Regions from separate parts of the Mus musculus genome. Here region 2 is linked to region 1. Evidence: chromatin loops called from intact Hi-C (ENCODE). Cell type or tissue: heart. All regions are shown on one strand. Links, peaks and the distances in the headings refer to the core of each region. The heading gives the core; the rest is flanking DNA. Region 1 overlaps Clec12a (C-type lectin domain family 12, member a). Region 2 overlaps Cd69 (CD69 antigen).

The links. A loop is a pair of places that touch in the nucleus more often than their neighbours do. Peaks named below come from ENCODE experiments on the same cell type or tissue, not always from the same donor. Only the 100,000 strongest peaks of a DNase experiment are listed, where the experiment ranks them.
Region 2: it touches region 1 in a loop (15-fold over the local background); 32 of 42 quality-filtered maps call a loop at or near these places.

What each region holds. Positions count from the first base shown.
Region 1 is chr6:129,356,870-129,372,333 of GRCm38, forward strand. Clec12a (C-type lectin domain family 12, member a) reads left to right here. Exons shown (of 6, transcript NM_177686.4): 5 at 2,539-2,642; 6 at 7,025-8,434. The coding sequence ends at 7,193. Among named protein-coding and RNA genes, the nearest start is that of Clec12a, 14 kb to the left of the region's middle. In heart, for the core only: a CTCF peak has its summit at 9,210 (motif pointing left); no DNase peak of the experiment used is centred there.
Region 2 is chr6:129,256,371-129,271,834 of GRCm38, forward strand. It overlaps Cd69 (CD69 antigen), which reads right to left. Exons shown (of 5, transcript NM_001033122.4): 2 at 14,965-15,087; 3 at 13,619-13,818; 4 at 13,206-13,309; 5 at 10,954-11,999. The coding sequence ends at 11,891. Among named protein-coding and RNA genes, the nearest start is that of Cd69, 11 kb to the right of the region's middle. In heart, for the core only: a CTCF peak has its summit at 3,874; no DNase peak of the experiment used is centred there.

The DNA of each region.
Region 1 (15,464 bases), core at 2,975-10,974:
GCTCCCAGGGATATAAACCTAACACGCAATATGAAGTTGCCATAAAACTAGACCCCTCTCCTCATACTAAGGCTGGTTGAGGCAACCGGTAGGAGGAAAAGTAGGAGTAGGAGGAAAAGAGTCCCCAGAGCAGGCAACAGAGTCAGAGACAGCCCCACTTCTTATTAGGAATCCTACAAAACCACAAAACTACACAATTATAACATAGGCAGAGGACCGAGGTTAAACCCATGCAGGCTCTTTGATTGTTGATCCAGTCTCAGTGAGCCTCTGTGAGTCCAGGTTTGTTGATTCTGTGGGTTTCCTTGTGGTGTCCTTGATACCTCTGGCTCTTACAATCCTTTCTCCCTTCTTACTCAGGATTCCCTGAATTACACCTAGTGTTTGACTGTAGCTCTCTGCATCTCCTTTCTTCAGTTACTTGGATAGAGCCTCTCTAACGTTGATTATACCAGAAGCCAGGCTCCTATCTATGAGTATAGGAGAGCATCATTAGGGATAGTTTTACTTTTTTTTTTCTTCTGTGCATGTTTGGTTCTATCCTAAGTCTCTGAGCCATCTGTCCTCTGGTTTATGGTCCTACAGACTGTGACAGGGGTAGGCTTCCTGTCGGGGTATGGGTCTCAAGCTGGACCAGTCATTGGATGGACACTCCCATAATTTCTGGGCTACCTTTACCCCCAACACATCATGCTGGCAGGATTAATTGTAGGTCAAAGGTTTTGTGGCTGGGTTGGTGTCCCAATCCATCCACTAGAAGTCAAGCCTGGTTAAAGGAGATTGCCATTTCAGGCTTTGTATCTCTGTTTCATAAAAGTCTTAGCTGGAGTCATCCTAATAGATTCCTGGGAGTTTCCACTACACTAGGTGTCTACCTTGCCCCCAAATTGCCTCCCTAACCCCAAGCTACACTTGTCTCTTCTAATACCCTTTCTTTTCATCCTCTACCAACCTGATTCCTCCTGTGAGCGTCCACATCTGCCCCTAGGACACACACAATATCTATTCTATTTCCACTTCTTAGGGAGATTCATGCATCCCCCTTAATCCTTTCTTGTAACATAGCCTGCTTGGGTCTGTGGATTGCAGAATAATTACCCTTTACTTTATAGTTAATATCCACTTACTAGTTAGTACATACCATATTTGTCTTTCTAGTTCTGAGTTACCTCACTCAAGATGATCTTTTTTCCTAGTTGCATCCATTTGCCTGCAAATTCCATGTTATTTTTTTTAACAGCTGATTAATACTCCATTGTGTAAATGTACCACATTTTCTTTACCCAGTGTTTGGTTGAGTCACATCTAAGTCGTTTCTAGTTTTTGGCTATTATGAATAAAGCGGCTATGGACATAGTTGAACAAGTATCTTTGTGGTATGGTGGAACATCCTGAGAGTATTTGTCTAACAGTGGGTGGTATACCTGGGTCTTGGCAAATCTATTCCCAGTTTTCTGAGAAACTACCACATTGATTCCCAAAGTAGCTGTACCAGTTTGTGTTCCCATCAGCAATGGAGTAGTCTGATTCTGTTTCATATCTTACCAGCATGAGCCGTCACACATGCTTACGTTTTTTTACCTTAGTCATTCTGCCAGGTGTAAGATGGAATCTCAGAGTCATTTTGATTTGCATTTCTCTGGTGGCTAAAGATGTTGAACATCTCTTCAAGTGTTTCTCAGCCATTTGGGATTCATCTGTTGAGAATTCTCTATTTAGATCTGTACCCCATTTTTAATTGGATTATTTGGTTAGTTGACATCTAGTTTCTTGAGTTCTTTATATATTTTAAGACTAAGTCCTAAGTCAGAAGCAGAGTTTCTGAAAATCATTTCCCATTCTGTAGACTGCCATTTTGTCCTATTGATGGTGATCTTTGTCTTACAGAAGTTTTCAATTTCACAAGGCCTCTTTTATTAATTGTTAATTGTAGTGCCTGAGCCATTGGTGTTCTGTTCACGAAGTTGTCTCCTGGAACACTGATATCTTAAGAAACACTATCTATCTGTCTATCTGTCTATCTGTCTATCTGTCTGTCTATCTATCTATCTATCTATCTATCTATCTATCTATCTATCTATCATCTATCAATCAACCATGATCTATATATCATATCTATTATCTATTTATCTATCCCTTTTATTTTGAATATATGTATATATATGTATATATATCATATATCATCCTGTATATATATATATATATATATATATATATATATATATATATATATATATCATCCTGAGTGCAGCTTCCCCTCCCTTTCCTCTCCCCAGTCTCTCCCTCTACATCTCCCCTTTCCCCCAGAGCCACCTCATCTCCACCTCCCCTCAGAGAAGAGCAGGACTCTCAGAGTCACTAACCAAATACAGAATAAGAAGCTATAATCTATAAATCCAGGCACATAGTCTCACATCAAGGCTGGACAGGGCAACCCTTCTAAATGACATTGAAAAGTGGTAATGCTACTCCAAAGCTCTCATATAGTGTACAGATGTAAGAGACAACTTGTTAAAAAGGCTATTTCTGTTTCTGTAGGAATTTATAAAGTACAAGAAGCTACGCTATTTTTGGCTTGCATTGTTGCCCAGAAAAGATCGCACACAATATCCACTAAGTGAGAAGATGTTCCTCTCTGAAGAGTAAGTCTTTGGTCTTGTTGAATTTTTATGGTTAATCTTGAATGGAGACAATTTCTTCAGGAGCTTGGTAGATTGCCATTAACAGCAGCTTCAGTAGACACCACTTTTTTAAAGGCAACTGCCCCATCAGACTTCTGGGAAACCTACATTTGATTATGTAGAGAGTTGCCACACAAACCCTGCCATTATTTTGGCAAATCTCCAACAACCTACAGTAACCAAATTACAGGAACTTTTTTTTTTTTTTTTAATTACTGCTTACGGTTAAGAAGAGTGGAGCAAAAACCATTCACTAGATACCTTTAAGTACTTAATATTGCACGATATTCTGGAATTCAAAAGTGAATAAAAGATTGACAACTTTAAATTAGTCATCTTTGAGCTATATGTATAAGTTTGTGTTGAGAGTGCATGCATGTATGTTTGTGTGTGTGTAGTACATGTATGAATGGTGCACTTATATGTGATGCACATGTGGTATGTGGGTATGCGTATGTTATGATCTATCTATCTATCTATCTATCTATCTATCTATCTATCATCTATCTATATCTATCTATCATCTATCTATATCTATCTATCTATCTATCTATCTATCTATCTATCTATCATCTATCATCTATCATCTATCTATCTATCTATCTATCTATCTATCTATCTATCTCTAGTGCTTCTGGTGGAAATCAGAGGACAAATTCTGGTGTTATTTTTTAGATGTTCTCTACTCTCTCTTTCTTGAGGCAGAATCTGTCACTTGCCTGGAACTCTCCAACAGTGTAGGTTTCAGGGAGCGCCGGTGATCTGCGTGTCTGTGTCTTCCTAACACTAGGATTATCAGTGTGTGTTACCAAGATCAGATTTTATTCATGGGTTCTGGGGATTGAACTCAAGTCCTGTGCTTGCTAGGGAAGGACTTGGCTGATTGAACCATCTCCACAGTCCTGAAGTGGAGACTGTTGAGTCTAGTGATCGAAGACTCAATGGACAGACATTATAGCATCAAGAATTATATGAACTTAGTACACATAGGCTGCACCCATGGCTATATATGATTTTATAAGCATATTTAAGAAGGTATTTATAAATATACTGCTACAACTGGAATTGCACATTGTATTTGTTCAGCTTTCTTTTTTAAAGATTTCTTTCTTTAGTTATTTATTTATTTTATGTATGTGAGTACACTGTAGCTGTACAGATGGTTGTGAGCCTTCATGTTGTTGTTGGGAATTGAATTTTTAGGACCTCTGCTCACTTCCGTCAACTCCACTCACTCAGTCCCTGCTCGCTCCTGCCCAAAGATTTATTTATTATTATACATAAGTACACTGTAGCTGACTTCAGACACACCAAAAGAGAGCGTCAGATCTCATTACGGGTGGTTGTGAGCCACCATGTGGTTGCTGGGATTTGAACTCAGGACCTTCAAAAGAGCAGTCAGTGCCCTTACCCACTGAGCCATCTTGCCAGCTCTGTTAAGCTTTTTAAATGAGAATAAATGACGGTTTTATTTGCAGATAAAATCCCACTATATTTATTTTCTTTGAAATTTGGGAAACCCAATATGAGACTGGAAAAAGAAATTCTCAGTCTGCCAGATATTGATTCAGGCCCCACTTTTGTCATGAGGTGCAGAAGAGTCAGTGCTCACAGAAGCTGTAACAGGGTGTCTGAGACCTTGCACAGGACTTGTAGGTAGTTATGGGCTGTGAGCTAGGAACTAAACTTGACTTCTGTGCAAGAGCAGTGTGCACTTTAACCACTGAGTCATCTCCCTAGATCTTATATTGGCTAGGCAAGAACACTACTATCATGTTGCATTTCAAGCTTGTTAGTTCTGTTAGATCAGGATGCATCAAATAGGAAGTCATCCAAGGCCACCCTGCTGAAATTCTACCATGCGGAGGCTAAGCACAGTGACTTCTGCATGCTCACCACTGTAGGTCATGCCACAAACACTAGCTTCTGTTTCATGTTGTTCTTCCACTCAGCTAGAAATAAGTGTAGGAGTGTGGGTCAGAAAGGCAATGCAATGACAGGAATGGGGATAATTCCACATCGAGGAGAGATGGATGGAAGTCTCAAAGGTCCCATTTGCAGGGAAGCAGTACAGCCAGCATCAAGATGTGAATTAGGAGGGAAGACTAGGGGAGTCTTAATCTTTATAAAGAAGAATAAACATACATTAGAAATCACAACAAAAGAGAAGATAAGGCATTAAGAGCAGTAGATGTTTGACATTGTCAAACAATCCTTAAATAATAAGTGTAAGATCGTCATTCATGTGACACATGGGTGTGTGTGTGTGGGGTTGCATGTGTGTGTGTTTATGTGTATGTGTGGGGTGGTTTGTTTTGCGTGTGTGTGGGAGGGGGTGTATGTGTGATGCATGTGATGTGTGGTGTTATGTGTGTGTATGTGATTGATATGTGTGGTATGTGGTATTTTGTGTGTGTGATATGCCTGTGATGTGTGGGTTTTGTGTATATATATATATATACACACACACACACACACATATATATGGTATGGTGTGTGTTTTTTTGTGTGTGTATGTGTGAATGGTATGTTGTATAGTGCTCTGTGTGTATATAATTTTGTTGTTATTATTAGTGTTATTTGGTTTTTTCTGGAAGAGGGTGATGTTTACTTTGACATAATGGAAAAATCTCATTTTTTTCAACATTTACTTTAATTCTAATTATGTGTCTGTGTGTATGTTTCTTTATATGAGTATTCACACATGATTTTAGGTATCTATGGAGGCCAGAAGCATTGTATAGCCTAGAGCTGGATTTATAAGTGATTGTGAGCCACCTAATATAAACTAGGAGCTAAACTCAGATCCTCTGGAATTTCCATCTTAACCATAGAGCCATTTCTCCAGCTCCCTGGAAATCTCATTTTTGAAAATTTAGCTTGGTACACTCTTGCACAGTCTTAGGGGTAGACCTGACTAGGATTGCAAGAGAAGGAAGAAAAGATAAGCACCTAGATAGATAGAAAGTCTAGGCTGTCAGATGGAAAAGCTGAGGCCCCTCAGAAATTCACTCTGTTTATTATATACTGTTGGATGAGGTGGTGGGGTGTTTCAGGTAGATAAACAAGGAGCCAGGGATTATTGTATGCAGCTAAACAAGGAGGCAGTTTCAGTAGGAGCAGCCTCTGAAGGGGAGTGATCTTCAGGCCACAAATATCCAGGGGGAGGATGTCATGGTGAAAATTTTCTGCATATGTCATCAACATCAGCACACAGACCAGAGGAAGGCTTTGTCTGAGGGTCTGAGGCAGTGGTCCTTAACATGGCCAGCTCATGGCAACAACATACCCACTCAAACCTTCCCACACTCCAGGCTTCTTCTGCTCCTCATATGAACTGATGAACTTATTTGATGACTTTTATCAGTCTAAGAGTCAATGTCATGTTTATCAGAACGACAATATGTTCAACTTATAGATATGCATTTATCATCACTTACCCCATATTTCAGGCTACTAGTTAGTAGGGCTGCCTGAGATATTGCTATTGGGAACTATCACATGAGAGACAGTGCAGACTTGAGGTTTTCTTTCTTCTTCTTCTTTTTTTTTTCACACACATGCACACACACACACACACACACACGACTTAGGTTAGAGAGAAACATTTAAAATGTAAATAAAATAAAAACGAAAAAGATAAACACACAGAGAAAGAAAAGAAAAGCTAAGGTATGACTTTTATGAGGAAAGAAACTTTTAAAGATGCCATTAAGTTCACTTCTGTTGATCATCTACTGATGGGCATGCAGCCTACCCTTCAAAGAATAGATTCCCCAGTGAGACTTCCTTAGGAAAAAACTGTAATTTTCATTTGCAAGTGATCATCAATTGGAGATAGCTTCTGAGTCAGGGATGGTGGCATGTGTCCACTTCTCTTTTTAGTTCACTCATTGGTAAGTGGATATTTGCCCAGAAACTTAGAATACCCAATTTGCAAAACACATGCAACTCAAGAAGAAGGAAGACCAAAGTGTGGAAACTTTGCCCCTTCTTAGAATGGGGAACAAAATACCCATGGAAGGAGTTACAGAGACAAAGTTCAGAGCTGAGACAGAAGGAAGGACCATCCAGAGAGTTGAAGTTTTCTAAACTGGGTTTATGACATTATTCTAATTCCTATCAGCCACAGGAAGAGAGGCTACGTCTGGAATCAAATGACAGAAAATATTCCAGAGGTGGGAAATCAAAAAAATAGTTTTTCCCATCACATATTCTTACCCATCATCAACTGAAATTTAACTTAGACAGTAGATCACACAACCAATGTTATTTTGAAAATTCTCTTCTGTGGGTATAATCAAAATACAACTTTCCAAGTGTACTTATTTTTTCTCTTATAGGTCTGAAAGAAGCACAGATGACATAGATAAGAAGTACTGCGGATATATAGACAGGGTCAATGTTTATTATACATACTGCACTGATGAGAACAATATCATATGTGAAGAGACAGCCAGCAAGGTGCAGTTGGAAAGTGTGTTGAATGGCCTCCCAGAGGATAGCAGGTAGCTACTCTGAGTTGCTTGTCCCTAGCTGCTCTCCTGCTGTGATGGTTTGAATGAGAATGGCCCCCAAGGGCTCATTTGAATACTTGGTCCTCTGCTGGTGGAACTGTTTCAGAGACACCAGAAGGTGTGACCTTGTTAGAGGAGGTTGTGTCATTGAGAGTGGGCTTTGCGTTTTCAAAAGCCCATGCCATTCCCAGTTAGTTCTCTATCTTGTGCTTGTGGATTGAGCTGTGAGCTCACAGCTACTGCTTAGGACCTTGTCTGCCTGCATGCTGCTATCCTCCTCACCACAATGGTCATGGACTCTAACCCTCCCAAACCAGGAGCCAAATTAAATGCTTCTTTTTATAAGTAACCTTGGTCAAGGTGTTTTTGTCACAGCAATTGAAAGGTTGCTAAGACATCTGTCACTCAGAAGAACTGTAGGCAGTGTGCGTCTCCTCTCACACAAACACAGTAGCAGCAGTACAACTACAGTCCTGCCTCTCTGTAGTGTTTATGTCTAGATTTCTTTGTCTCATTTGCTGACTGCCACGATACTAAGTCATAGCTTTTCACCATGTATTTTCAGCATACAATGCGCTGAACACAAGACCATGCAGCCTATTTCTTCTCTTTTTTTTTTCCCCAAAGATAAACCAGGCAAATTTCAACCTCAAAGAAAATAAAGTCTGGAAAAATATAGAAAGCATAGTACGATAAGAACAATTTGTATTAAAGATGTATAAATACTTTAAAAAGATGTGAGGGAAAATAAACTTTGCAATTGACATAGCGAAGCATTTGATGAGTACTTTATACCCTGTCGTAATAAAGCTTAATAAACTAGGAGTAGATTTCCCAAATACAATCAAGCTTTGACATGAAATAAACAGCAAGCAAATGAACAAAACTCTGAAGTTTGAATTAACATCATAGTTCTAGCAAGAGAAAACATATTCCTAGTTTTAGAATAAGATAAGAATGAACGTTATTAAATCACTTCATTCGTCATTATTAATACGAAGAGCAGAACACCAATGGATGTTAAAAAATGAAGCTGGGCAAAGATCAGAATTAGACCAAAGCTGGGAGGACAATAGATGGGAGTATCTATTGCTAACCCACCCTGGTTAGTGAGGCCAAGTGGACTGAAGAAAATACCAGAGATCCATGTGGGGACACCAGGGGATGCCACACATTTGGGTTCAGGAGTAGAGCGATCAAAGCACTTCTCATTTGTATTATTAAAGCAATCAAGACACAAGGTGGCTTTTCGTCTCCAATTTGTGAGGGGGACCTGAAGGTTAGAGGTCAGTCTTCTTGGAAGTACCTGGTGTTGAGTAGGTTTTACAATCACAGCAAAAGAATATACTTGGTGTTATGTCTTATCATCTTTGGTCATGTGAAAAGAGACAAGAATATTCTTCCTAGGCCTTTGCCTTTCCCACAGAAATGATTTGGACACACCATCCATGGTGTTGCCTTCATGTCCTTCCTTCCAAGTGCATCCACTTACCAGTTCCTGCAATTTGGTCCAGACCGCAAACATATGGAAAAAACATTGTGTACTCTGTACCATCCACAGGTCATGGTAAGTTCATAGCTTTCTTCCACAGGCTCCCTCAATCTTTCATCTTTTCTTAATGACCTTCAACATCATGATCCGCAGAATGTTCTGAGTTTCCAAAGAATTCAGAAGAGAATTATTCCCTTATACTACTAGATAAGATGCTCTTTGCTGAAATCTATGAGACTATTGACACTTGGTTCCAGGTGAAAATAATGTATAAACATTTGTCACTGTGTATAGTGTTAATGCATTGAAACTGAATCTTAACACTTTCAAATCTAGACTTTTGAATTTGTTCGCTAAAACAATTGTTAGTGCTAGCTGCTGCACAATTATGGTAGTAATAAATAGTTTGGTAGAAGATCTGTAGTGAAATAGACTCCGGACACACAGAATACTGACCAAGAAAAGCTTCAAGAGGCTAAGAGGAACCAGTTTTTTCCCTGGAAGCATACTGCCCTCTAGTGGTGGCACAGAAGAACTTTCCCCTGGCGTCTTAATAAAGGGAGCCTTTAGTTGAAATAAAACCACCACAGGTCTAACTCTGATGGAAATAGACCTGGTCTCCACCGGCAGCGCCCCTGCACCGTGTCCATCCAATCCTATTTACTGTGGAAGGCATTGAAAGATACTCAACCAAGCGGGGTAGTGCACAACTGTAATCTTAGAACTCAGGAGGAGGCTGAGTGCAGGGGAACAGCTGGGTTCTGGGCCAGCCTCAGCTACACAATGATTTACTATTACACCCCAGTTGGTTTCACAGACATCTACACGGTCTTTCTTGTTGAATTTAGTAACTCTGGAGAGATTTACAACCCACACACTTTTGGGTCATAATTAATCAGTTGTATGGATTTGACTTACTTCTTTAAATGAAACTACCTTTGGGTATGCAAAGAGAAAACATATTTTAAGCACAGCAGCATCTCTTTCCCAGGCCATAGTGTTTGGTCACCGTGTTTATCACAGCAACAGAGAATAAACTAGGACAGCCTGTGGTCCCAGAATTATGGAAGTGGAGGCATGAAGGTCAGAGTTCAAGGTGATCTTCAGCCCAGTGACTTCAAGTCCAGCCTGAGATCAGCCTGTGTCAAAAAAAAAAAAAAAAAAAAAAACCAACCAAAAAACAAGCAAACAAACAAACAAACCAAAAACAACAACAACAAAAAAAAACCCAAAAGCAAACTAAAAAGAAAAGTGTAGAACTTCACTATTTAAATGACCTTCCACTCAAATAAAAGTCTCAATATGCTTTGTGGTCTTTGAACAACATAAATCGTAGAAAAGTAAAAGTTTCAAATGAATACAATCCAATGGACACCATGTCTATTTAAAGGCTATGGGCATTTCTGAGGCAGGATCAGGATTTAATAAGAGAAAATCCCAAAGACTCTCAGAATATTAAATATGGAGATAGAGAATTACAAAGTGAAATATCAAAACTCCCTTCATTTATCTTTCTTTAAATTTTGTGTATTGTTCATGAGGAGAGCAGAAGAAGACATCTGAGCTCCACGCATTTTCAGCACACTTGTGCAGGAGGCCTGCCTTGATAATTGCGTGCTGGAATCTCTTTGTGGTCCTCGATATTCTACAGGAAGCTCTCTTAATCTTTAGTCATTTTTCCATACCTGTCTTTGATCTCATTAATGAAGCTTTAATGGCAGAACCTTATGTATGAGGATTTAATAAACTGATAGAAATATTTAATTTACTAAATTAAAACCCTGATGCTGCCTCATCCAAACCTCGCTGAAAGCAAGGGAAGCGACCTAAGTGTTGTAGCTGATGCTCAACAATCAGTTGATCTCGGAGCAAAATCCCAAATAAAATAAGATCAGACCCAAAGCTTGTTTAATAACATATATCATGATGAAGAGCGACATTCCTAATGACCTTTAACTGAATATCTTATGAGTGGAAAAGCAGTTGGGAATATGTTAGAGGGCCTGTCATCCTGGAATTTTCTGAAATGCAAATTATGCATTGAAGGAAAAAAAATGGAACTTCACAGAGTCTACTACTGATGGAAAATATACTGGATGCATCAATGAAAGAAAAAGTTGAGCAGAGGAAGAGAAAGGAACTGAGTGTTGGTAGAAAAACTAAAAGCCCCACTGCTTAAGAGAACAATGAAGTAAATTCTCTATCTGTGAAAGAAAGAAGTTGCTGCTCATTATGGAGAGTTCTTTCTAACATTTACCATCTACTAATTTTAGATGATACCCTCCCCACAGTGGACAGGCAGTGCTCTGTTTCTCCATCTCCAGAGAGCACCACATCCAATGAGCCTGGCTAGGTAGGATTAGCTGTCTTCTAAAACTCCTTTCTGGCAGAAATGAGAAACAAGCTGTTTATTTCCAGGGTGATCTGATTTCATTTCTGCTGTCCACCATTGTTTTTGTCTTAAGAACCCAGTTCATACCACAGTGAGGCTGGCTGTGTTCTTAAAAACCTTCACAGGGAGGGAGGGACCTGGGTGAGAAAGGGGAGGGGAATGGAGGGGAAAATGGGGCAGGGTAAGGTGGGTGGGCATCGTAGGAGAGAAGCCCAGAGTGCCAAGAAAATGAATGGAAATATGTGGCTGCCAGGGATTGGGGGAAGGATTAGAATGTCCCAGAGACTTGGGATGTGAGAGACTCCCAGGACTGATTGGGAGTGACCTTAGTTGAAGTATCCAACAGTGGGAAGATGGAACATGAAGAGACCTTCTCCAGTAGTTAGACAGGGACCCCAGTGGAGAGATAGGGACACCACCCCACCTTCCAAATTTTTCACCCAGAATTATTCCTGTCTGAAAGAAATGAGGGGACAAAAACAGCAGAGATTGAAGGAAAGGCCATCCAGTGACTGGCTGGCCCAACTTGGGATTCATGAAAGAGTTAGGGGAAGGACTGAAGGAGCTAAAAGGGATGGCAACCCCACAGGAAGACCAACCGTGTCAACTAACTCGGACCTCTGGAAGTTCCCAGAGACTAAGCCACCAACCAGAGAGTATACTCGGGCTGGGATGTTCTCTGAGGCCTGTCGCACATATGTAGCAAAGGACTGCCTTGTCTGGCTTGAATATAAGGTGGTGGGGTTGGGATGGGGAAAGCACCCTTTCAGAGGCAAAGAGGATGGGGTAAGGAACTCTGGGAGGAGAGACCAGGTCGAGGGCAACATTTGGGATGTAAATAAATAAATAAATAATAAATAAATAAATAATAAATAAATAAATAAATAAATAATAATAAATAAATTAATTAAAAAGACTTTTACGTTGTATCAGACTTTTTTCTTGTATGATACAATGATATATCCTAGTAAAACCTGTTATTTGTTTTCAGACAGGATTTTGCCATATAATTCAGGTGAGGCTCAGTCTTGTGTTTGTTCCCATTCATTGGCTTGAACTCATGGTCCTCGTGGGTTTTTTGCTTATTTGTTTGTTTGTTTTTTAAGCCTAAAATAAAGCTTTTCCTGAAGACAAGTTACTATCAAATCATCACAGCAAAGACATGCCTAAGAGCAGGAGACAAAGACAAGATGAAGAGGCACAGAGTGATTTTCGATTTTCTGAAGAAATTCTCTCCTCTCTCTCTCTCTCTCTCTCTCTCTCTCTCTCTCTCTCTCTCTCTCTCTTACACACACACACACACACACACACACACACACGCACACACACACACACACATTATCTCTCTCCCTACCCCCCAGCCCCCATTTTTAGAAATAAATAAGCAGACAGAAATATTACATCAAACCTAAGAGGTAGAGGATTCCCACAGGAGTTTACTCATGGGGGTAATGTTCTCAGAAACACAGTTGCTTAATTGGAAATAATGGCCTTTTTTAAATCAGTTCCTCCCGAGTTTGTTTTGTTTCTGCAGAGCTTTCAATTCCAACTGATAAAGAATGAGAAACATGAACAGGCATGGATGCTATCTTTGTCTGCCTCATTTCTGGGCAACATCTCACAGGGGACACAGGAAAAATAAAAATAACCCACATACAGCAGCCCCAGATCTGGGAATTCCCTGGGCTGCCCTCCACCTGCCGCTGACCCCTTAGCCCCTGCTCCCTCATCCTGGATACCTGGTGCATGGCTGCATGAAGAATGTCTTTGTCCACACTCTGATGATTTTCCTAGAATAAGCGGGAGATAGAGAAGAAAAGATTTGTCCCAATTTGCTCCCTATTTCTGGAATAAATTAGATGCTATGACCAAAAGGTCATGGTTTATTTCCCTTATAGATTACAAAACCCAAAACAGGAACTTGAAAGTAAGAGCTGAAGCAGAGCCATGGAGAGTGCAGCTAACTTGATTTCATTCCCAGGCTTGCTCAGCTTGTTTTTAATACAACCCAAGAGCAGGAGCAGCACCTCCCCGGTGAGATGGGCTCTTCCACATCAACCGCACACAAGAAAACACCTCACAGACTTTCCTATACAGGCCAATCTTACGAAGGCATTTTCTCAGCTAAGGTTTCCTTCCCAGACGACACAGACTTGTGCCCAGGTGACAAAGAAAACAAACCAAACCTAACCAAACAGAACAAAACAAAACAAAACAAAACAAGTACAGTGTTGAACATCTCCTTGCAAGAAAAGCATCAGTGGTGAGAACCACTCAGAGCACTCTGTGGGTCGGGGCACAGACTAGAAGGACTGAGGGGTTCTATCGTTCAAGGACCCACAGGGAATGGTCCTAGAAATAACAGCTATATTTATATTTAATTGGTATTCACTCGACACCTCCTTTGTATATCTCATTTGTTTCTTACACACTCACACACACAAAATGCTGGGGAAAAGAGGATCTTTAAAATCATATATGTATATATACATATATATGATATATATGTATTAAGTATATATTATATATAGTGTTTTATTTACTATTTTTATAGATTTATTTATATACTATATAAATGTATGGTATTATTTACATGTACATGTATATATAAACATATATATGCATATGAACATATAGATACTTTTTGCTGTTGACTCAAAGGCTGCGGGGCTGCACACATCTGTGGGGGACAGTGTGACATTTCTGTTTAATGACCTGACAAACAGTTGTCACATTCATCACTTCATATCTATCACTGATTTATGTTAAGAACATCCAAAATCTCTACTAGATTTTTGTTTTGTTTTGTTTTGTTTTCGGTTTTTCAAGACAGGCTTTCTCTGTGTAGACCCGGCTCTCCTGGAACTCACTTTGTAGACCAGGCTGGCCTCAAACTCAGAAATCCACCTGCCTCTGCCTCCCGAGTGCTGGGATTAAAGGAGTGCACCACCACACCCGGCTCTACTAGATGTTTTAATTATAGAATTCGTTGCCAACCATAGTTATGTCATGTGCTATTGAGTATTAGCAGTTATGTTTTCCACTAAACTGCACTAAGTACCTAAGTTCATCTCTATTCTTCTACTGCCATCCCAGGCTCTGGAAATCAGTTCTCTTCTCTCTACTTATATCAGATGATGTTTTAGCTTTCACATGTAAATGAGAACACATGGCACTTGTGACATCTATACCTGATTAATTTAACATAACAAATTTCATTTAACATGATACTCTGGTTTCATTCATGTTAACATAATACTCATGTTTCACTCATTACAAATGTCAAAATTCCATTCATTTTTATGGTTGAATAATATTTCATTCTGTGTATATATTTTCTCATTTATTCATTTATTAGTTGTAAGATAGGGCTTCACTATGTTGCTAAGAATTGCTTTAGATTTTCTATATAGCCCAGGCTAGGCTGGTCTCAAACTCTTAGTGACCCTCCTATCCCAGTCTTCTCTTTTTTAAACATGATATTTTCATTAATTTTTTGTCTAACACTATTTGAACATATTCACCCCTGCCACAACTCTTCTCATAGCCCACTTCTTCACTCTCTTTTCCCTTCCCACACAGCTTTGAATTCTCTTCATTCCTCACCCTCATATCACATTTTCTTCATCTATTTACATCTGAGATGATTATTATAATCAAATTATTGGCTTTATTTTGTTATTGAGTTGTTTGAGTTCTTTGTATACTCTTGGTCATACAGATGAGTGGTTTGTGGGTTTCCCCATCCTAAAGGCTTTCTCTTCATTCAGTGGGCCGTTTCCCCTGACAATCAGTCTTAAAACTCAACAGCATTCCACCTGTCCATTTAGCCCTTCTTAGCTGTGCTTTTGGAAATAGATTCAAAGATCCTTTGCCATAGACAGTGTCCTGAGCCATTTCTGCTATGTTTTATTTCATTAATTTTAGTTCCTTAGTCTTGTATTTGTTTGCTTAATTCACTTGTAGTTAGTTTGACCTAAGGAAGAGAGAGAGAGAGAGAGAGAGAGAGAGAGAGAGAGAGAGAGAGAGAGAGAGAGAGAGAGTTCAGCTTTACCATCTGCAGATAGAGACCTGGTTTTCCTATCATTCCGTAAAAGAGAACAAAATCTCTTACTGGAACTAAACTGTCCATATACTTGCACATTTCCTCCAGGTTCTCCATCCTGGGTGATTGCTTTATGTGACTGTTTTATGTGTCATGCTCTTTTTATTATAGTGGCAGATTTCCCGAAGTTACCATTATTTCTGTCTCTCTTATAACCTTCCATGATCTTGCTTGGATGTACAATTATTTTTAGGAAAACTCAGTGTATGAGAACTAACTGGTAAAGGTGAGAGATGCCAAGAAACTGAAAAAGTATATCTGGGCTTGCACAGAGCAG
Region 2 (15,464 bases), core at 3,440-11,439, 100 kb before region 1:
GCGGCCCTACATTTAATCCTTAGTACCCTACCCCAACACAATTGATCTTTCATGAACTGAAGCCAACTAAAATCAAAAATAAAAATCACCAAATGCTTCAGGAAACAAGCCAAAATATCAACATGTTGATAGGAAATAAAAAGAGCAGTCTTGATCACATAGGATTTTAACAATTTAAATAATTACGTGTATTATAACTAGAGATTTATAATAGATTTTAAGGAATAAAAGAAATAACTGTTCATTTGGTGAGAGACCATCAAAAGTTAACCAGAAAATTTGAAAACTATAATCATAATCACTGAATTCAGAAACTCACCAGGCATAGTGGCACATACCTGCAGTTCTTGAGTTCAGGAGGCTGAGAGAAGAGGATTTTAAGTTTGAGGCCAAGCTTAGAAAAAAATAATTATATGATAATAATAACACTCACACAATTATATAGTCCTGGGCTACATAGTAAGAACCCGCCTCAATGAAACAAAGCAGACGGAACAAACCCTTAATGGACAAATTAGCAGAGTAGACAAAGGAAAATAGATCAGTCATAAACTGGAAAATGTATCTGAAATGTTGCCAACAAACCAGCACGTGATCAATGGTCATAAGAGCAGCGTGAGAGGTTGAAGGAAACCCAGAGAGAAAAGTCTCGGTGCGCATCTGACCTGAACACCAGAGGAAAACAGAAAAAAAGAGAAAGCATCAGAATGATGGCTCGGCAGATCTATCAGCTATCACTTCACACACCGTAAGCCTATCTTATCAACACTGATTACATCTGTAGCTGGTATACTTTCCTAATGGATTTACTCGAGGACTTTAGGGAAAGGGGTCTACTTATCTAAACAGCAGAAGAAGGCTTGGACAATTTGATGAGAGTTAAAGTTGAATTTCTATTTACTACCACCATATATCTAAGCTGAAAGGATTGTAACTTGCCTCTGCTTTGGGGATAATATCCCACAAGATGTCCTCCTGGATGCTCTGGTTAAAGAAAAACATCAACACAGGTGGATGAGATTGTTTGACATTGCTGTGACAGAGGGGTTTGCTGGTGTACTGGCTAGTTTTGTATCAACTTGACACAGTTTGAAGTTATCACAGAGAAAGGAGCTTCAGTTGGGGAAGTGCCTCCAGGAGATCCAGCTGTAAGGCATTTTCTTAGTGATCAAGGAGGGAGGTCCCCTTGTGGGTGGTGCCATCTCTGGGCTGGTAGTCTTGGTTCTATAAGAGAGCAGGCTGAGCAAGCCAGGGGAGGCAAGCCAGTAATGAACATCCCTCCATGGCCTCTGCATCAGCTCCTGCTTCCTGACCTGTTTGAGTTCCAGTCCTGACTTCCTTGGTGATGAACAGCAGTATGGAAGTGTAAGCTGAATAAACCCTTTCCTCCCCAACTTGCTTCTTGGTCATGATGTTTGTGCAGGAATAGAAACCCTGACTAAGACAGGTGGCATCAGAATCCAAGTCAGAGTCTTGATGAAGGCCCAAACATTGTTTAAGTCTCAATTCTTTCCCTTTAAATTTCCAGAATGTTTGCAAGAATAACAGTATATAAATCTTTCTAATAGATTTATTGATGAGTGCTCAAAAGGAAAAAATTAAGTAGTTATACAATACACAGTGCAAATGAAATAAAAACAGATATTCTAAGAAAACATGAAGTCTACTGAACTGGGTATTTTCTTACCTTTTAAACATTTAAATATGATCTGGAGAGCAGGGATCAGTGGTTAAGAGTATGTACTAATCTTCCAGAGGACTCCAGTTCTATTCCCAGCACCCACATTGAGAAGCTTATAACTGCTTGTAGCACCAGCTCCAGGGGCTTCACACCCTCTTCTGGTCTCTGCAGGAACTTGTACACATGAGTGTAAATAAATTATCTTCCAGCCCCACTCACTTAACAGTAATAAAATAAGTCTTAGAGAAAAAGTATACAAAAATCGCCATATGAAAGACCAACTCCAAGACTAACTGGAAATCACTGTTTAAGTTTTCTTTATATTGTAACAACTAAAAAATAAATTTTAAGGAGGGTGCCTTCACATGCCCATGTAGAAAACATAATTAAAATAAAAATGAACTTTTCATTGGAACATTTTAAAATCCACTTAAAGTTTAATACGAAAACTCGTGTTTCTTTTTGGCCTTTGGCCTTGGGATATTTTTCTAATGATTGGCACTGAGTCTCTAAAACACAGTGATATATACATCTCCCATAGTGGTATATAGAGAAAGGATCTTGCCATTTAGATAGTCCCAAGGAAAACTGACATGACCATGTGTATGCTTGCTCACTCAAGAGTCAGACAACACAAAATACTGTTACCTGTGGAGGAGATGGCTCAGTGGTTAAGAATACATCATGATCTTTCGAAGAGCCAGAGTTCAGTTCCCAATAACACAGTGGGGCCACTCACAGCTACCAGTAACTACAGCTTGAGGGGCTATGATGCCCTCTTCTGGCTTCCATGGGTACTGCATGCATGCACACACACACACACACACACACACACACACCATCACTACCACCACCACCACCACCACCACCACCACCACCACCACCCCAGCTCTCTCTCCCCCAAATCTTATAACTTGCAGCCTGTGAAGGTAGTTATTCCTGGTTGATTTTCCACAGGACAACCCATCAGTATCAATTCGTTATCCATTTAGTAGAACCTATGAAGTAGAACTGCAAAATTGAGAGGCAAAGTGCAGCATAAAAAAATTCCAAGTAGAAGGACAAAAGGTGTTCAACCTCCATTGTAACGAATCAAGTGTAAACAATTTGAACAACAAATATATGTATATATCAACTCAATATTTTTAAAAAGGTAAAAGTATCAAATTTAGCAAGCATGTTGAGCCATGGGAACTCATATACTGCTCCTGTGAATGTGGATTGAAATAACCGCGTAAGAAATGTATTTAGCATTACCTGTTATAAATGAGCAAATTAGGACCATATAATACAGCTATAACACCAAAAGAAATTAGCATATACATATCCCTAAGGAACTGAACAGGAACAACAACAGAAGCATCATTTGAAATATTAAACACCAGAAACCAACCCACATATCTGTCAGCCTCTCTTAACCACACAAGAAAGTACTATGTGACAATGTACAATATGCTAATAACACAGGATGAGTATGTGTAGTGTATAAGGTAAACAACCTTTAATTACCATGGTAATATGTTACTATGGTGGCATGCATAGCCACATTTATATTTAATATCAAGCAACAGATAATTTCATTACATCCATTGCTTTTAATTGACAGCAATGTAGTTTACATTTTCACACACATAAATGTTCTTTACTATCATATGATGTGCATGGAAATGCCATAAAGTAACTAGCTGATCATGGGTGAACACACAATGCCAGTCACATATACAGACTGAAATCATGTTGCTGAAGGGAAGGACCCTGGGGTATCTGCTGCATGATTTCGTGTGTCTAGAATATGCATAAATAAAAACGTAATCTTAAAAAACCATCACTTCAAAGCCCTTTCTACTTAAGGTGAAAACATTTGAAATTTATCCTCTTTGCAATTTTGAAACATACACATATCATTATGACCCATAGTCACCAACAAAGTTTTAGTTTTCTTTTATGTGTATGTGAGCATGCATGTGTGGAGGTTTGAAGAGAGTTTTCAGGAGTTGATTCTTTCCACCATTTGGCTCTTATTCACAAATATAGTGTTTCTTCTGCTAAATAGGTCTAGGGCATTGAGCTTAACTCATTAGGCTTGGCAGATCATCACTTTTACCTGCTGAGCCATGATCACCAACAGATAAATCATGTTTCACATAGAAACATACTTAAAATAAAAGTGCAGTGGCTCTATGTCACCACTAGAGAGCTCTGCAGTAAGGGTGTTGTATTGGGTTGAAAACAAACTCCTCTTTAATATTGGTAATTTGTCACTGGAAAGTACATGTGAGCTTTGAATAATGAAATTATTACATATAAGGGATCTATATTTGTGTTGGTTTAAATTAAACATATTCTTATGACTGACAACACTTGAAGTTACTAAGAAACAGAAAATTATCACTTTGGGAAAAATACAGTATATAAAATATAAAGATATTTTGTACACGTATCGTAGAATAGGAGGCCTAATCTTTCACTGTCAGAGATTAAGGCTAGCAGGTAACTTTCTTGAAGATGGCCCACCATTTTTTTTTTTTTTTTTTTTTTTTTTTTTGGCATGGCCTACAATGCGTGAGCTCTGAGAGGTAAGGTGTCAGGATTGCTTCTTGAAGCTGATATGCCTTTCCTGTCACCATTACACAGCTTAACAATTCCTGGTCATTATCCCACCTTATTGAGAAAATTTCCTGCAGACCAATATAAAGATGAACATTCATGAATTAATGGTGTTTAGATGAGTTAATGGTTTTACAGAATTCAAGATTTGATTCAAGTAATTTTAGGAAAAAAGTTTTTTTGGGAGGTTTAACTTGATCGATTTTAAATTTATTACTATTACTTATTCACTTTTGTTCGGGACCCACTTGAAGACCAAGCTGCACTTCTGCTACATATGTACGAGGGGCCTAGGTCCAACCCATGCATATTCTTTGGTTGATGGTTGAGTCTCTGAGAGTCCCAAGGGTTCAGGTTAGTTGACTCTGTTTGTCTTCCTGTGGCACTACTATCCCCTCAAAGACTGCAATCCTTCTTCCTATTCTTCTATAAAAGTCCCCAAGCTCTACCCTCTGGCGGTGGATATTATCTCTATCTGTCTGAGTCAGCTGCTGGGTGGAGCCTCTCAGAGGACAGCCATGCTAGACTCCTGTTTGCATTACAACAGAGTATCATTAATAGTGTCAGGGATTGGTTATTGCCCGTGGGATAGATCTCTAGTTGGACAGTTATTGGTTGGCTGTTCTCAGTCTCGGCTCTATCACCAATTCCTGCATTTCCTGTAGATAGGAAAAGTGTTGGGTCAAAAGTTTGTGGGTGGGTTGGTGTCCCTATTGCTCCCCCATGGTTCCTGCCTAGCCACAAGAGGCAGCCTCCCTAGGCTCCATATTCCTAATGCTATGAATCACAGCTAAGGACACCACCACTGATTCTTGGGTGCCTCCCCTATTACAAGTCTCTGTCTCTTCCTGGAAATGCCCCCTACCTAGTCCACCCCCCATCAGTTGCAAATTACCATTCATTCTCATGGCCATCCAGCCATCCTCTTGCCCTGACCCTAGACTTCTCCACTTCCCTCCTGATCCCCTCTCCCACCCAGTTCCCTCTCTCCATATGCCTTCCATGACTATTCCACTCCCCCTTCCAAGTGAGACTTAAGCATCCTCATTTGTGCCTTCCTTCCTGTCCAGCCTCCTTAAGTCTGTGGAATGTAGCATGAGTACTCTGCACTTCATGGCTAATATCCACTTATAAGTAGATACATACCATGCATGTGCTTTTGGGACCTGGTTACCTCACTCAGGATAAGATTCTCAAGTTCCATCCATTTGCCTGCAAAATTCATGATGTCTTTTTTTTTTTTTTTTCCTTAGCTGAATAGTAGTAGTCCATTGTGTAGATGTACCACCTTTTCTTTATCTATTCTTCAATTGAAGGTCATTTAGGTTGTTCCCATCTCCAGAACACCAACAGCTCAGGTTCCAAGATCAGCAACTGATAAGTGGAACTTCAGGAAACTGCAAAGTTTCTGTAAGGCAAAGTACACTGTTGCAAATGAAGTACTGCTTTGAACTTATCAACATCCGTCTATAGCTCCCATTTTATGTAACATCTTATATATGAGGTAATTTTCTGAAGAACTTTTGTCTAAGAAGGTATGAAATAAGGTTGTTGGCTTGGGAGGCTCTGCCCCATCCATCTGTCCATTCATCCAGTTGTGGTGTGTGTGGTGTGTGTGTGTGTGTGTGTGTATGTGTGTGTGTGTGTGTGTGTGTGTGTGTGTGTGTGTACACATATACATGTGTAGGAATATGCAAGCATGCGTGAATACTAGTGGAGTTGATTGAGACAGATGACCATGCCTAACCAAAATACATGTGTGTGTAAATGTGTGTATGTCTATGCATATTTAAATGTGTAAAGGATTTTAATTATTTTCCTTTATTTTTAATATTTTATATATGAGGTAATTCTTTCTTACATAGATTACTTTTTGTCTAAAAGCTATAAGAAGCTGAAAGCAATAAAAGAAAGGTGGTGTAACTGTTTTCTGTTTCACTCAGTATGTGTGTGTGTGTGTGTGTGTGTGAGTGACTCTTTTCCTTTCCTTTCTTCTCTCTCTGGCTCAAAAAGAGTTAGCAAGCCTCTCACCCGGCGAGCAAGGGCTCCTTTGAGTGAGATAGAAGGGAACCCTAACAATTAAGCTTTCTCTCTCTTTTTTTCCCCCTAATCTTATGATGCTAACAGAAAGTGTTTATTACCAGAAACCAATGGCTTTTGGCCTTAAAATAGCAAAGAATTATTGACAGAAGGATTGCCAAAGATAAATAAACTTCGGTCTCTCCACTGACTCCATATCCCTTGGCTGCCTTTTTCAAAGAACTGGTGCCATTGGAGGCCACTGGTACAGGAACACTTGTGGAGTTGATGAGACAAATGGTGGGGTCCAGCTTGTGTGTGTGTGTGAGTCTGTGTGTATGTGTATATGAATGTGTGTATACCTATGCATATTGCCTGTGTAAAAGATTTTATTTTCTTCTCTTGTCTAAGTAGTCCACAAAGAGTTAACAAGCTCAGAGCTTCTTGTCTGGCCAGCAAGAGACTCCTGGCTGGCTGACCAGGGAAAGGAGCCCTAGCAAGAGATCCTTTACTTAATTCTCCACTGCTAAACATTGTTAATTAAACAGTGTTAATCACTAGAAGCTGGCAATTTTTGGTCTTAAGCTAGCAAAGAGTTAATGATAGAAAAAAAATTACCAAAAAGTAAGCTATTTTTGCCTTTGTAATTGCAAGTTTTGCCACTTCAAAGGGCAACACCCCCATTGCTACCTTCCCCAGGAAACTGTATTGCCAGGAAGGTCCCCAACATTTCATATATACACATTTTCTTCATTAAAGTTCCCTAGGTTTGGGACTGGGGGGTAAGCACTCAGGTAATTTCCTGTAAACCTGCTTCCCACCTTAATTTGTAAAATAAAGGAGAGCTAATGATTGGTCAGATAAAAGGGAAGGTGGAACAGAAAGTGAGAGAGAGAAGATAATATTGGAAAAGGAAGAGGACACAGAAGAGGAGGAGGAAGAAGAAAAGCAGAGCAGAAGCACATGGCCTGGAGAAACCACAAGTTCTAAGGGGTCTCATAGATGTGGAAGATGGTAGTGTAGCAGTAGATCTGCCCAATCTAGGTGCACGGCATATATTCATTTTAACTGTGTTGTGTTTTCATTGCTCGGGCCTATTTGGGTTGGAGATTTACCACAACAAAATTAATAGAAGTCTGTGGCTCTAGGTAAAGAGCATAACAGATAGATATTATAATAGGTATTAATTAAATAAATGTCTGCAGCTTCTGGTAGAGAGCACAACAGACAGGATGGCTGCTCTAGGCAGAGAGCTTATTAGTTATGAGAAATTTCATGTCCGGAATTAGATAGGGAATATTAGTCACTGACTCCAAGTAGAGAGAGCAGTGATAATCACCTGCTATGAGCAGGTATTATTTAATAGAAGTCTGTGGCTCCAGGTAGAGAGCATAACAGATAGATATTATAATGGAGATTAATTAAATAAATGTCTGTGGCTCAAGTTTGAGAGCACTCTAATAAATCTTACAGGATACTCATATTGTATCTAACGTGGACTCCATGGGAATTTTGGGTTTAAATCCTGGTTTGACAAGCTGTTTCTTATAAGCAGATATAGAAAGGAGAGGAGAGGAGAGGAGAGGAGAGGAGAGGGGAGGGGAGGGGAGGGGAGGGGAGGGGAGGGGAGGGGAGGGGAGAGGAGAGGAGAGGAGAGGAGAGGAGAGGAGAGGAGAGGAGAGGAGAGGAGAGGAGAGGAGAGGAGAGGAGAGGAGAGGAGAGGAGAGGAGAGGAAAAGGAAAGGAAAATAGAAGTGTGAATTAATTGTTTTAAAGATGGTATAATAAAGTCTGCAGGAGACTCATATTCTGTCTAATGTGGGCTCCAAGGGAATTTTGGGTTTAAATCCTGACATGACAAATTAGAAAGGCCTAAATAGGCTAAAATGTGTGTGATTTTGAGTATTGTGGTGGTTTTATTGTTCCTCTGGGACAGAGAGCAAGCTACAGGTTTTCCTGGTTACCGGATGAAGAATATGCTGATTTGGGGAAAAGGTTTTGTCTTTGTGTTTGGAAAAGGTGATTAAGGTATTTACACTTAAGGTAATTATAATTTATTTATTATGTTGTATATGATATATGTGTGCTCACACACACTTGCTGTGGGGCATGGAGCCATCTTGCTAGCCCTCATTATCATCTCTTAATGTTGAGTAGCAGAATCACATTATATTGCATTTGGAGAATTAAGTGCTTCCTGAATTTTACTGCTAGAAATTGACCTTGCACATCAAAGATTATTTGTTTTAATTTTCTCTTTCTCCAAAGTAGTCATATCACAGAAAAATGTATTTACTATTCCATATTTTTGGTAAATTGCTTCTAGAAGTTAAGCTGAGCTAAATCACACTGCCTCCAGCTGTCTTTTTAGCTGTACCTTTTCAACACAAGACCCCTAGAGATTCATGTTCATTTTCATTTCAGTTATATACTCAAGCTGGAGTGATGAAATGGGAGGATCAGTTTATAAAAGAACATTAATATACTAATGTTGCAAAATATTTATTTTTCATGTGTGGAGGTCAGAGGACAACTTTTGGAAGTCAGTTCTCTCCTTCTACCTTGGGCTCTGGGGACTGAACTCTGGTGGTTAGAGTTGCTTAGCAAGTGCTATGAGCCATGGGGGAACTTCACAGATTCAATATTGACAAAGCTTTAAATACTAACATTTCAGTGGTACCTTTCCTTTCAAGGACAGTTCATGTCTACCATTTATTCCTATGGCTGAGAAGGAAGAAAATAAAATTATTCTGGAAAAAATTGAAATAAGACACAAAACACTGATAGTTTTCCTCAGCTTATATTATTGCAGTCACTTAAGGTGAGTGTAGCTTATAAGATTTATTGTGAAATTATCCAAAAGTTTGACCATAGTTAAAAAAAAAAGAAAGAAAAAAAGAGTTCTGTACTTCAAAAGGGTTTTGATAGCAACATACATATTTTCTGTCACATCCATTACATAACAATTTATTTTATTGCCTGTTTCACATGTGGATATAAACTCTACACACTTGTATCAGGTAGTGGCTGGATATTTTAATTCTACTACTAAATGTATGCTACTACATGTAACCTATGTATGCTATGTAGAAGTAGGCATGCTTTGAATAAGTAATACTTTATACAATACAAAAAATTTGTGGACATAGTGTTTCACATGTAAAATTATCAATAGCTGATATATCACATGACTACTCTGAGCTTTTGGTGGTGTTTTAAGGTCATTTTGCATACGTTTCTTATTAGTTTCAACTCAATCTCTAATTAAATCTAAAGGTTAACTCATGATCCACTGGATGGCAGAAGTAAGACTCGGGTCAGCTGTCTCTCATCCTGTGGCTCTCAACAGCAGTGTTTCCACTTACACATCCACACCATGCAGATCACAAGTCTGTTTTTCAACATGAGTCAGGACGGGGCTGTGGTTATTAATGATAGAATATTTAAGTGAGGAGGCCACCTGCTTCATTCTGTAGCTATGGAACTGAGACTCTCAGTGGCCAGTAAACTTCATGTTATTTTTCATTAAGAAGAAACTCTAAATCCATGTTTCTTTTCTATATATCATAAGGGTGAGCACTATATATATATAAAACACTTGTATTCAGGCATCACAAAAGGATGTTATTGCAGCATTCATTCTGGGAGTGATCAAAGATTTTCCCTGATGGAGTAGCCCTTGAAGGCATCCATGACCCACATATACTACATGAATTAGTGTGTGTGAATAAAGTATATAGTGAGAAAGATGTTTTCAGAACAGAGTTGAACAAAATGTTTTCAGAACCTTGGATATGTTGAGATTCAGAGCATCTGATATATGCAAAAATGAGTGTATCCTTTTGGCATGAATGTGTGTTAATAAGACTAGGGTTTTGCATTGTGGAAGACTTTTAGTAGGCGTTCTACTGTTCTCTGTTTTCCAATATGGTATAACTTGCTGCTATTCTTTGAGAATTTCATACATGTATGCAAAGTGTTCCAATCATATTCACCACCACCTTGTCCTCCAACTCCTCCAAACTTCATGTCCTTTTCTTTTTATAAATCCCATTGAGTCCAATTAATGCTGCTAATTCACAATTAATTCACCAATTAATGCTGTTCATAATGCATGGATATGGGGTCATTCACTGGAGCACAGTCAATTACTGGGGACATACTTGGGAATAAGAACTGTCTGCTTCTCTCCTAGTAGCTATTGACTGTCAATAGCTTCTCAGGTAGGAGTGAGGATGCCCTTGCTCTTCTTCCATCCTGTGGGGATGTTGCCTGGCTTGATTCTGTGCAGGTCTTGTGGCTATAAATTCATGAGTGCAATGGTTCTCTCAAGCCCAGAAGATGTTTCTTACCCAGTCCTCCCTGACCTCTGGATCTTACAGTTTTGCTGCCCTGGCTTCCATGATATTTCCTGCACCTTTTTGGGGAGAGTTCTTATTTTGTGGCTGTGCACTTCACAGCCTCCAATTCTCCATGCTCTGACTAGTTTGGAGACCTTGCATTGACCACTGGCCACTGCACAAAGACTCTTCTCTGGTGAGGTTTGTGAACTTCACTAATCTAAAGGTTTTGAGACCCCCCTTCCTGGAAGGCAGTTTGATGCTATAACACGGTACTTTGAATGCAGTTTGAATGAGAACCGCTGGAAACCATTTATCTATTCTTTTATTTTCACATACATAGAAACAGCTTAAACTTTATAGTGGGTTTTAAAACACAAACAAATATATAAACACTTTATTGCACATGGGAAATATTTTGGACAAAGGACTGGGAAAGACACAAACAGGTTATGTGACAAGACTGGAGTTATTCCAAGGTCAAACCACAGGGTGTGTCCTGACAGAGATCTGCCACTACACGTATTGCACTTTTCTTTCCAGCACTTTGAAATCTGCTCTACAAATATTACTCATATGCTGTGCTTTTGTTTTCTTCCTTGAAATACGCTACAGAGGTTTTTAAAGGTTAAGAAATATGTACCATTGAAAATTAGCTGTCTACACGGAGGAAGTTAAAGAAAAGGCCACTCTTATTCTTTGGGGGAGAACAATTGACAAAATAATGAGGCAAAGTTTCTGTAAATAGATGGAGTTACTGCAAAGCTTGGTTTCATAAGCATTGTTCTATTTGTGAATGCTTTTTGAATTTAAGAAAATCATTAATCAGTCAAATCTTCCTGTACCTACATTCAGCTCTTCCTACCACTGAAACCCCTCCAAATAGTGCAAATGCGTAAAGGCACTGGCTGTAGCAGTCATTCGGCAATAAATAGTAACTCTAGAGCTAGTCAGTTCTATTCATTCTAGGTTTAAAAAAAAATAAAGTGCGTTGATGAGGCTTCATAGCCATCCTCTCATCCTTGATGTGATTAGCAGTCAGTTGGTGACAGTTTCAGCTCCTGGTCAAGGGATCTTCCTGGATCTTCTTCCTCATGTCCCACAGTTCTATCTGGAGTTGATCCAGGATGATGTAAAGTTGGTTTGTGCAGTCTTTGTGGAAAATTCAACTGCAGAGCAGTATCCAGTTACACAACTTTCCTGTGGTGCTATGGCACAGTCATTTATACATCTATGTATCCTCGTCATCTGGAGGGCTTGCTGCAGACCCAGTGGAAGTTTGCCTCACAGTCCACAGCGGTAACATTTTTGTGGTTCACGGACACGCACCTCCCAGACCCCGTCAAGTTGAACCTGTCAAGCCATAGAGACACTCAGATTTATTTCCAGCCCATCATTTCTAGCCAGTTACACGACAGTCAACTTTGCAGGGGCCTCTGCCTTTTCTGTTTGCTCCCTGAGTAGGAAGCACAAAACACAAGACATCCAGCCAAGTAGCCGTGGTTTAATGTGTAGAGGCAACAGAAAACACTGGGAGGGGATTATTGGTAGAGAAAGTAGGCAAAGCTAAAGGCTCTATTTTTCTGATTTTAATGGGCATTCCAGCAAAATTCATTATCATATTTCCCCCATAGATCCTTCAAAAAGCACAGTTTAGGGGCTTAGGGAATGATCATAGGTAATTTCACCAAATACTGATATTTTATTTAGACCATCAGTGGTTTTCTTGTATTCCTTGGTAGCCTAGCCATTGGGCCACATGCCAAAAGTCCCTTTACCAGAAATGCAATTTGTTTGTTTTTGAAAGAGGGTTTCACTATTAGACTAGGTTAGTCTTGGGTTTGCAGAAATTCACCTCCCTCTGCCTTTTGGGTGCTGAAACTAAAAGCATGTAACTCTGTGACTAATTCAGAAATATAGATTTTTAATACTGATAATTGTATCAGACATTATAGAAATGTTAAGAGAGTGAGAAATTTATTCAACTCAGAGTTTACATAGTGTAAAGATCAACACTAAACTTATAGAATGTTCCTCAAAACGTGAAGTCTGACTTAGTAATAGGTAGTGACAGTGTCTTTATTGCTGGGGGTATGTGTGAATTTTCCATAGATTCAGATACTTATTATTAGGCACTAAACTATTGCCCTTTGTCCCTATAGGGATGAAAACTGGGAAATGGAATTGAAGCAGGGAATTCTTTCCCAGCAACTACTTCACCGCCCTTCACGAGAAGTGTCCTGAGTCTGTGTCAAACTCACTAAGGCTACTACTGCTCACACTAGTGTTTTGCTAAGACAAAGTTAAGTGATGCGACGGAGTTACTAACAGTAAAGGATGACTCTCAATAATTCCAAAGAGCATAATACGCATAAAAGCAGTGATGGGAGCTGTGTGAGGAAGAACTGAACCACCATGAACAATGGAACTTAGAAAGAAGAGAAGGAAGGAAATGTTAAAAAAAAAAAGAAGAAGAAGAAGAAGAAAGAAGAAAAGGAATCTATGTCTTAAAAAAAAAGTGTCAGCCTAGAGAGGACAGTGAGTTTTCTTGCAACTTACCAGCTGTTAAATTCTTTGCCATTTGCCCATTTCCATGTCTGATTAGCTTCATTTTTCAGCCCAATCCAATGTTCCAGTTCACCAGAATATCGCTTCAGAAACGTCTTAAAGCAAAATGGAGTCAGGTTACAAACATGACTGAGCATCATCACTAAGTTGATTGTTGCTAGCTGTGCATGGCATCAGCTCATCTGAATTGTTGGTCTCTGAAACTAAGCAATCAAACCACACTGGGAGACTATACAGCAGACTATCATTTTGACCTTTTTAATTGTTCATACAGTGCTCCCTGCCTCCACGACTAAGTTTCGCTACATGTGAGACAGGTGCCCAGTTTCCACTTAGAACAGAGTGGGACCACAGAAGATGTAAATAGAGCAACAGTGTTTGGTGGGATCAGTTGTGAATCTTACCATGTCCTTTTCTGAATCAATTACAGCAAGAGTAGCAGCATCTTCAGAACAAGAGCGTTGGGCCAAGGCCCAACTCTTGGTTGTGGTGGAGAAGAAGTAACATGTCCTCTTGTATGAAATCCACTCATTCTTGCAGGTAGCAACATGGTGGTCAGATGATTCCAACTTCTCGTACAAGCCTGGGCAATTGTACTTGCCCACTGTGGACAGAAAGGACATTTGTCTTAGTAACAGAAGAAACCAAATCCTCTCCACAGGTAAACCGAGTCTAGGGGACACTCTGCTCCTTTGTAAGGAAGAAGAAAGCAGACCTCAGCTACCATCTGTCCAGTGCCCAGTGTCACTCAGGACAGGATGGGGCATGAACAAAGGGTTGTGTTGTCTTGGTCGTTATGCCAGAAAGTGTCAGAGAAGTGGGGGAAAAAAAATCTCAAAAATATCATTTGGGCCAAAAGGAGAAACAAATATTGTAAATTCTAAGTGATGTTTTGAACATAAATGCCCACACAGAAGAATTTGATCAAGAATTTGATTCAGGCAGCAGAGGATAAAATACATAAGGAGGCCTGGTAGGAGGTGGAGAAAGGAAAAGTGTGGTCAGAAGACACTAGATGAAAAATTTTCAATTAAAAATACAATAAGAAGGAAGGCTTGGGGTATTTCTTCAAATTGTAACATTTATTTGTAGAAGACATAGATGTACCATGCATGGTGGCACAGCATGTCCCAGCTGCCTCTGGGAGTTGCCGATTGTCATAGTAATCCAGAGGGGTTAGTCTTTTGGCTTGAGATAAAAGGCAGAACTATTGGCCACTTTTTGATTAATCTATAGGTTGGCATACTGTTTTTCCTGCCAATCTGAATGAAAAGTCTGCATTTTTTCTAGTTAAATGTCCACTCATATATATATATATATATATGTGTGTGTGTGTGTGTGTGTACATATACATATACATATACATATACATATACATATACATATACATATACATATATACATGGTATATAAAAGCTCACTTTCTTGTATATGTAAATGTGGTCACCCTACATAATGTATAAGTTAAATATTTCTAAAATATTTTAATATTTTAAATATTTCTAAAATTGTTGTAGCTGTCATTCAGGGAGTATGGAATGCATTTCATGCTGATCATAAAACTGACCAGTTATGTGTCTGAGATGTTTCTAAGTCAATCAGAAGATCTGATAACTAGATCAGATCTAGTTAATCAGTTAAGTGATAAACTTATCTGATAAACTAGATCAAGCTAAGACCCATTCATTTCAGCCATATGTGAGTGCTTTCTGCTAGCCAGCTTTGAGAGAACTCATAAGTATAGACTCACCATTTAAGGCAATGAGAGCTATTATTAAGGACGTGATGAGGACCACTATTAACACAGCCCAAGGGATAGAAACTTGAATGGATCCTTCATGATGCTTCTCAAAATGTATACTGGTGCCATGGTCTGAAAAGGGAGAGAAGTGGGGTGAATTCAGGCTGTAAGATGGAGCAGTTGATATTCCCTGAGGAATATAAAATTAAGCATAGTAATGTGTTGTTCCACTAATAAAAAATATTAATGGTCAATTTTACCAAATTCTGAGTGCATTTGGAAAACGTCTTGTTGGCTAGAGATAAGGCAAAGCAAATAAAATGCTGACTTAATAGGTATCTTCACTATGTATGTATGTATGTATGTATGTATGTATGTATGTATGTATATATGCATAAATATATAATTTATATATGTATTTAGTAGGCATAATGGGTATATTTCATAGTTATGAAAAATTCAAGCATATCATTATTTAAGACTTCTAAGCACCCACTTGCTATAGGAGA